Linked DNA regions of Homo sapiens: region 1 is linked to region 2. A link is an interaction called in ENCODE POLR2A ChIA-PET data of the cell type or tissue named here. Cell type or tissue: K562. All regions are shown on one strand.

Region 1 (4,000 bases), 75 kb after region 2:
ACGGATGGAGACTCTGCCTCAAAAAACAAAACAAAACACAAATAAAGCTACATGAGAGGCCAGGCACCGTGGTTCACGCCTATAATCCCAGCACTTTGGGAGGCTAAGGCGGGTGGATCACCTGAGGTCAGGAGTTTGAGACCAGCCTGCCCAATATGGTGAAACCCTGTCTCTGCCAAAAATACAAAAGTTAACTAGGCTTCATGGTGGGTGCCTGTAATCCCAGCTACTCAGGAGGCTGAGGCAGGATAATCGCTTGAACCCAGGAGGCAGAGGTTGCAGTGAGCCAAGATTGCACCACTGCACTCCAACCTGGGTGACAGAGTGAGACTCTGTCTCAAAAAAACAAACAAAAAAGAAAACTACATGCAAGGCCCACAATGATTACTTGTTATGTATGTATGTATTAATGTATCAGATGTACATTTGTAATATGTTTATCAATATATTTGTACTAAAAGGCAACTTTTTTTTTTTTTTTTTTTTTTTGAGACTGGGTCTCACTCTGTCGTCCAGGCTAGAATGCAGTGGTGCGATCCTAGCTTACTGAAGCCTTGAACTGCTGTGCTCAAGCAATCCTCCTGCCTCAGCCTCCTGAGTAGCTGGTACCACAGGTGCACATCACTGTGCCCAGCTAATTTTTAAAAAATATTTTTTGTGGGCCGGGCGCGGTGGCTCAGGCCTGTAATCCCAGCACTTTGGGAGGCTGAGGTGGGCGGATCACGAGGTCAGGAGATCGAGACCATCCTGGCTAACTCAATGAAACCCTGTCTCAACTAAAAATACAAAAAATAAGCCAGGCGCGGTGGCAGGTGCCTGTAGTCCCAGCTATTTGGGAGGCTGAGGCAGGAGAATGGCATGAACCCAGGAGGCAGAGCTTGCAGTTAGCCGAGATCCTCCAGCCTGGGTGACAGAGCGAGACTCCATCTCAAAAAATATATATATATATTTTTTTGTGGAGACAGGGTCTCCCTTTGTTGCCCATGTTGGTTTCAAACTCCTGGACTTAACCAATCCTCTTATCTCAGCCTCCCAAAGTGCTGGGGTTACAGGCATGAGCCACCACCCTCCCTCCTTTGAGTAAAATGAAGGGCATTAGGTGTTTTGATTTTTGACAGCTACTTTCAGGGTCCTGGAGCCTGTTAGCTTGCTTCCTGGCCCTTGCCTCTATGTTCTAGGTGAGTGGCACCTCAGATAATTGATTTTTGAGTAGGTAAAGGCACTACTAGGCAACGTGAACCCAGCTTTCCAACAGCTCCCTGACCCGGGACTAGGAGGCATGTCTTCTCTCACCTTCTGGAGGATCAGTGGACAGCTTACGTGTCCCTAATCCCTCTGGAAGTCAGCAGTTATTAAGCTCTCTGACCGGGAGACCTCTGTAAAGGTGATCCTCCTAATCTAGGAGGATGAGCTGCTTTAGATCAGCTCTGATACTCGACAGAAAGTCTCAGAAGGGCTGGGCAGAAATAAAGCTAGAGTGGGAACATGATACCATTACGTAGAAATAATTTTAAATGTTTAATATGTTGATGACAACCTGGATTGAGAAGTTTGCTTTAAGAATTGCAACTGAAGGCTGGGTGCGGTGGCTTACGCCTGTAATCCCAGCCGAGGCAGGCAGATTGAGCTCAGGAGTTCGAGACCAGCATGGCAAAACCCTGTCTCTACTAAAAATACAAAAAAGTAGCCAGGCATGGTGGTGCACACCTGTAATTCCAGCTAATGGGAAGGCTGACGCACGAGAATTGCTTGCATCTGGGAGGCAGAGGTTGCAGCGAGCTCCAGCCTGGGTGACAGAGTGAGACTCTCTCTCAAAAAAAAAAAAAAAAAAAAAATTGCATCTGAAAAATAATAGGATGGGAGCCTGCACTTAGTTTTTAGTTCTGTGATAAATTTTGTAATAAAGTGCAGGTGAAAAGGTTTTTATTTGTTCTTAAACTCATTGACACCTGTATCAAAACATCTAGTTTGATATTAAAAGTGTCAGAGTTATCAACAAAACTTGAGAGAGCGTTACTCCAGCTTTAGGTCAGCTTTAAGAAGCCACATATGTTCACAGCTGAAATAGTTAAAACCTGTGTTTTGAGGCGCTGTGGCTTATGTCTGTAATCCCAACACTTTGGGAGGCCAAGGTGGGCGGATCACTTGAGGCCAGGAGTTGGAGACCAGCCTGGGTAACATGGGGAAACCCCATCTCTACTAAAAATACAAAAATTAGCCAGGTGTGGTGGCACGTACCTGTAATCCCAGCTACTTGGGAGGCTGAGGCATGAGAATCACTTGAACCCAGGAGATAGAGGTTGCAGTGAGCTGAGATCACACCACTGCACTCCAGCCTGGGTGACAGAGCGAGACTCTGTCTCAAACAAACAAACAAACAAAAACAAACAAACAAAAAACCTTGCGTTTGATAGAAACTTTAAAATTAAAAATCCTTATACTATCATTTACCGTACTGACAGATATCCCTGCATCAAACAGTGGAACCTTCTTGCTCTTCCTTGAAAACAGCATTCTGTGCTACAGGGTTCCTTAGGACCTCTCATAAGCAACTGTGGTTCCCAGGAGTTACCTTTCACCCACCTTACTTGCCTGCTAAGGTGAAATTCTTTTGCTCCTTATTCATATTCTCCTTTGTAGTATGGAGCTCCTTTTCAACATGTGGATTCCGAACTGAGCACAGTTGCCAGAGCAAGGAAATAGTTATGAAAAAATTCATGGTCGGGCGCAGTGGCTCAACGCTTGTAATACCAAAACGTTGGGAGGCCGAGGTGGGCGGATCACCTGAGGGTCGGGAGTTCGAGACCAGCCTGATTAACGTGGAGAAACCCCGTCTCTACTAAAAATACAAAATTAGCTGGCTGTGGTGGCGCGTGTCTGTAATCCCAGCTACTTTGGAGGCTGAGGCAGGAAAATTGCTCAAATCTGGGAAGTGGAGGTTGCGGTGAGCCGACGCACCATTGCACTCCAGCCTGGGCAACAAAAGCAAAACTCCATCTCAAAAACAAAAAAAAGAGGCCGGGCGTGGTGGCTCCCGCCTGTAATCCCAGCACTTTGGGAGGCTGAGGTGGGCAGATCACGAGGTCAGGAGATCGAGACCATCCTGGCTAACATGGTGAGACCCTGTCTCTGCTAAAAATACAAAAAGAATTAGCTGGGCGTGATGGTGGGCGCCTGTAGTCCCAGCTACTCGGGAGACTGGGGCAGGAGAATGGCATGAACCCCGGAGGCGGAGCTTGCAGTGAGCCGAGATGGCGCCACTGCACTGCAGCCTGGGCCACGGAGCGAGACTCCGTCTCAAAAAAAAAAAAGAAAAAAAGAAAAAATTCGTGATAGTTACTGGTCTCTGCTCCCGGACCATGCGCAGTGGTGCTGTTGTTTACCAAGCAGGTGAGGAGGGAACGCCTCCTTTGGTTTCTAGGAGACCTTGATTCCAATTTTAGCTCAGTCTGGGAAATTTCATGGGGTATTTTGGGTGAGAAATGTTTCATGAATTTGGAATGTCTAAAAGTGGTTTGTTCTTTCTGTTTGTTTTTTTTTTTTTTTTTTTTTTTTTTTTTTCAGTCAGGATCTCGCTCTGTTGCCCAGGCTAGAGTGCAGTGGCGCAATCTTGGCTCACTGCAACCCCCGCCTCCTGGGTTCAAGCAGTTTTCCCACCTCAGCCTCCTGAGTAGCTAGGATTACAGGCATGCACTACCATACCCAGCTATTTTTTTGTGTTTTTGTAGTGGAGACGGGATTTTACCATGCTAGCATGAGGCCATGCTGGTCTCAAACTCCTGTGATCCACCTACCTTGGCCTCCCAAAGTGTTGGGATTAAAGACATGAGCCTCTAATTTGATTTGTAATGAAACCAAACAGAAACACTTATGAAATGATGTCAGCCTGTCTCAGCTGACAAAGGGAATGGGTGCCAGGGGTGATGTGGCCTGCATTCGGTTGGGGCCAGGCATCTCCACTCTCAACTGTGGTCTGTGACAGTGTTTTTGTTCATGCTTT
Region 2 (4,000 bases):
GAGGCCGACGTGGGCGGATCACGAGGTCAGGAGATTGAGACCATCCTGGCTAACACGGTGAAACCCCATTGCTACTAAAAATACCAAAAAAATTAGCTGGGTGTGGTGGCGGGCGCCTGTAGTCCCAGCTACTTGGGAGGCTGAGGCAGGAGAATGGCGTGAACCCGGGAGGCGGAGCTTGCAGTGAGCCGAGATCGTGCTACTGCACTCCAGCCTGGGTGACTGAGCGAGACTCCGTTTCACAAAAAAAAAAAAAAAAAAAAAGATTAAGTGGAAGTATTTCCTTATTTATGTCTTCTTAAATTAGAATTCTGAGAAAGACCCATTTTTTAAAAGCTTACTGATTTAAAAGACCAGATTAAGATTATCTAAGGTAATTCCTTTTTTCTTTCTTTTTTTTTTGAGATGGAGTTTCCTTCCTGTTGCCCAGGCTGGAGTGCAATGGCGCTGTCCTGGCTCACTGCAACTTCTGCCTCCCGGGTTCAAGTGATTCTCCTGCCTCAGCCTCCCAAGTAGCTGAGATTACAGGTGCCCGCCACCATGCCTGGCTAATTTTTGTAGTTTTAGTAGAGATGGGGTTTCACCATGTTGGCCAGGCTGGTCTCAAACTGCTGACCTCAAGTGATCCGCCCGCCTCCGCCTCCCAAAGTGCTGGGATTACAGGTGTGAGCCACCGTGCCCAGCTTAATTTTTAAGTTTATTCTGTTGAACCTATTTTGCCATAGATAAAATATTTTTATGATTTAATAATTCATTGCTCCAAACTTACTAATGCATTATATCAAGAGAGGACTTTATGTATTAATTCATTCACCTGTTAGAATTGGAATACTGGCCGGGCACGGTGGCTCATGCCTGTAATCCCAGCACTTTGGGAGGCCCAGGCGGGCAGATCACGATGTCAGGAGATCGAGACCAACCTGGCTAACACAGTGAAACCCTGTCTCTGCTAAAAATACAAAAAAATTAGCCGGGCGTGGTGGCAGGCACCTGTAGTCCCAGCTACTTGGGAGGCTGAGGCAGGAGAATGGTGTGAACCCGGGAGGCAGACCTCGCAGTGAGTGGAGATCGCGCCACTGCACTCCAGCCTGGGCGACAGAGCAAGACTCCGTCTCTCAAAAAAAAAAAAAGAATGGGAATACTAAGGGCATCAGTGGAATGTATTCTTGTTTACTGGTGGGTAATCATGTCTCCATGCATGTCTGTGTGCAGTCCTGTAGCACTTAGAAAATATATTCCCTATGTTGATTACAGACACTCAACTTCTGCCGAGTGTTGTAGTTAATAAAGCTTAAAAAATTCTGGGCTGGGTGTGGTGGCTCATGCCTGTAAACCCAACACTTTGGGAGGCCAAGGTGAGCGGATCACCTGAGGTTGGGAGTTCAAGACCAGCCTGACCAACATGGAGAAACCCTGTCTCTACTGAAAATACAAAATTAGCCCAGACGCGGTGGCTCACGCCTGTAATTCCAGCACTTTGGGAGGCCGAGGAGGGTGGATCAGCCTGGCCAACATGGAGAAACCCCATCTCTACTAAAAATACAAAAAATTACCCAGGCATGGTGATGCATGCCTGTAATTCCAGCTACTCGGGAGGCTGAGGTTGCAGTGAGCCGAGATCGTGCCATTGCACTCCAGCCTGGGCAACAAGAAGGAAACTCCATCTCAAAAAAAAAAAAAAAATTAGTCGGGCATGGTGGCACATGCCTGTAATCTCAGCTACTCGGGAGGCAGAGGCAAGAGAATCGCTTGAACCTGGGAGGCGGAGGTTGCGGTGAGCCGAGATTGTGCCATTGTACTGCAGCCTGGGCAACAAGAGTGAAACTCGGTCAAAAAAAAAAAAAAAAAGTCCGGACACTTTATAATTAGATGAGCATGTCAAAAGAGTCTACAATAGGTTTCAGAAAATTTCTCATAGGAATTTTAAAATAATTCCTAAAATCTAGGGAGTGAGAGAAATTCAGTAGTTTTCAAAAGGATTGGCACTGTCTGAGTTAGAGCCCAGCTCAGCTCTGTTGCCTCACTGGCTGATTTGCAGTGTTAGGACTTTTATTCGCACTGAAAATCAAGATCAGTTCAACTTCTACCCTTCCACTCCACAGGAGCTTTCTGTCCTCCCTGAGCCTGCCTTAATTTAGGCCACCTGCAGTGTTAGGACTTCTGTGTCTGTCCTTATCTGTGAAACAGGCTCCTAGAGCCTCCTTCATGGGGTCATTGTGAGGATTAAATGAGTCCTGATGTGGGCACTGATAACAGAGCTCAGTGCAAGGATTAGCTATTTCTGTTGCTGATGGCCTTGCTTTGTAAAAATTTCTTTTATGGCAAGGTTAACAAATGTTATAAGATGACAGTTTACTGAGATTTTTCTTTTTTTCTCCATGGTTCCAGAAGAATATTAATTCAGGGTGTGGAACATGCATATTAGCTATCTTTGCAAATCCCTATCACTTATTTACTGCCTTACTTTCTACTAAATCTCTCACATCCTTATCTTTTCTTGAAAGGTTTTTTTTTCTTTTTCTTTTTTTTTTTTTTTTGGGACAGGGTTTTGCTGTGTCACCCAGGCTGGAGTGTGGAATGTGATGGTATGATCATGGTTCACTGCAGCCTGGACCTCCTGGGCTCATACGATCTTCTTCTCTCAGTCTCACAAGTAGCTAGGACCACGGGCACATGCCACCGTGCCCAGCTAATTTTTTTTATTGTTTGTAGAGACAGGCTGGTCTCCAACTCCTGGGTTCAAGTGATCCTCCTGCCTTAGCCTCCCAAAATGTTGGGATTATAGATGTGAGCCACAGTAACCTGCTCTTAAAGGCTTTCCTTTACCTTTGTAGAATAATCTTGAACTATGCCTCATTTTGAAAACTGGTAAGTTTATGTCCTTTTTTTTTTTTTGAGACGGAGTCTTGCCCTGTCACCCAGGCTGGAGTGCAGTGACATGATCTCGGCTCACTGCAACCTCCACCTCCTGGGTTCAAACAATTCTCCTGCCTCAGCCTCCAGAGTAGCTGGGGTTACAGGCACCTGCCACCATGCCCAGCTGATTTTTGTATTTTTAGTAGAGACAGGGTTTCACCATATTGGCCAGTCTGGTCTCAAACTCCTGACCTCGTGATCTGCCTGCCTCGGCCTCCCAAAGTGCTGGGATTACAGGCGTGAGCCACCACGCCCTGCCCATTTATGTTCATTTTTTTAGAGAATTCTCCTCCTCCCATTTATGAAGCTAGATTTTTTTTTAATTTCACCAAAATTTGTTGACGTCCCTTGATTTGCTGATAGGGACAATAATTAAATATTTTCCACTTGTTTTTATAAAAACTGTAATGGTGATTTGTTTAACAGATGTTGACTTAGCACCTTCTCTCTTTTTTTTTTTTTTTTTTTTTTTTGAGTTGGAGTCTTGCTCTGTCACCCAGCTGGAGTGCAGTGGCACGATTTCGGCTCACTGCAACCTCCGCCTCCCAGGTTCAGGCGCTTCTCCTGCCTCAGCCTCCCAAATAGTTGGGATTACAGGTGCATGCCGCCACGCCTAGCTAATGTTTTTTGTATCTTAGTAGAGATGGTGTTTCACCTTGTTGCCCATGCCGCTCTTGAACTCCTTGGCCTCCCAAAGTGTTAGGATTACAGGCGTGAGCCACTGTGCCTGGCCCCAATTTAGCACCTTACTGGGTGCTGAGGCTGTGAGCCATAGTAGAATGCATGTGATCCAGGGCCTTGCTGAATTCATGGTCTAATAGGGAGCCTGACACGCAGGCACAGAGCGGAGGGCAGTGGCTGTGGCTCCCAGGGACACCACCCTGTCCAGAGTTCAGTGGCAGCTTCTCATTAAAAAAAGCTTTGAGACCTGAATTGGAGTCTGTCTGGCAGGCAGGTGGGGATGGAGGGGAGGAGTGTATCCTAGGCTGATGAGATGGTGTGTTTTTCATCCGGCAACCAACTGGTCTCCTTCACTGTCTCCAGCACCCCGCACAATACTGTGTGCCAGGTGCTCAGTAATTAT

The links. Peaks named below come from ENCODE experiments on the same cell type or tissue, not always from the same donor. Only the 100,000 strongest peaks of a DNase experiment are listed, where the experiment ranks them.
Region 1: POLR2A ChIA-PET joins it to region 2 with 5 read pairs; 15 of 35 experiments call an interaction of 5 or more read pairs at or near these places.

Annotation. Positions count from the first base shown.
Region 1 is chr1:1,807,025-1,811,024 of GRCh38, reverse strand. The region is part of intron 5 of GNB1 (G protein subunit beta 1); the gene reads left to right. Among named protein-coding and RNA genes, the nearest start is that of NADK, 31 kb to the right of the region's middle. In K562, no CTCF peak of the experiment used is centred here; no DNase peak of the experiment used is centred here.
Region 2 is chr1:1,881,816-1,885,815 of GRCh38, reverse strand. The region is part of intron 1 of GNB1 (G protein subunit beta 1); the gene reads left to right. Among named protein-coding and RNA genes, the nearest start is that of GNB1, 7.3 kb to the left of the region's middle. RefSeq lists a silencer at 3,672-3,966 and an enhancer at 3,681-4,000. In K562, no CTCF peak of the experiment used is centred here; a DNase peak (open chromatin) is centred at 2,185.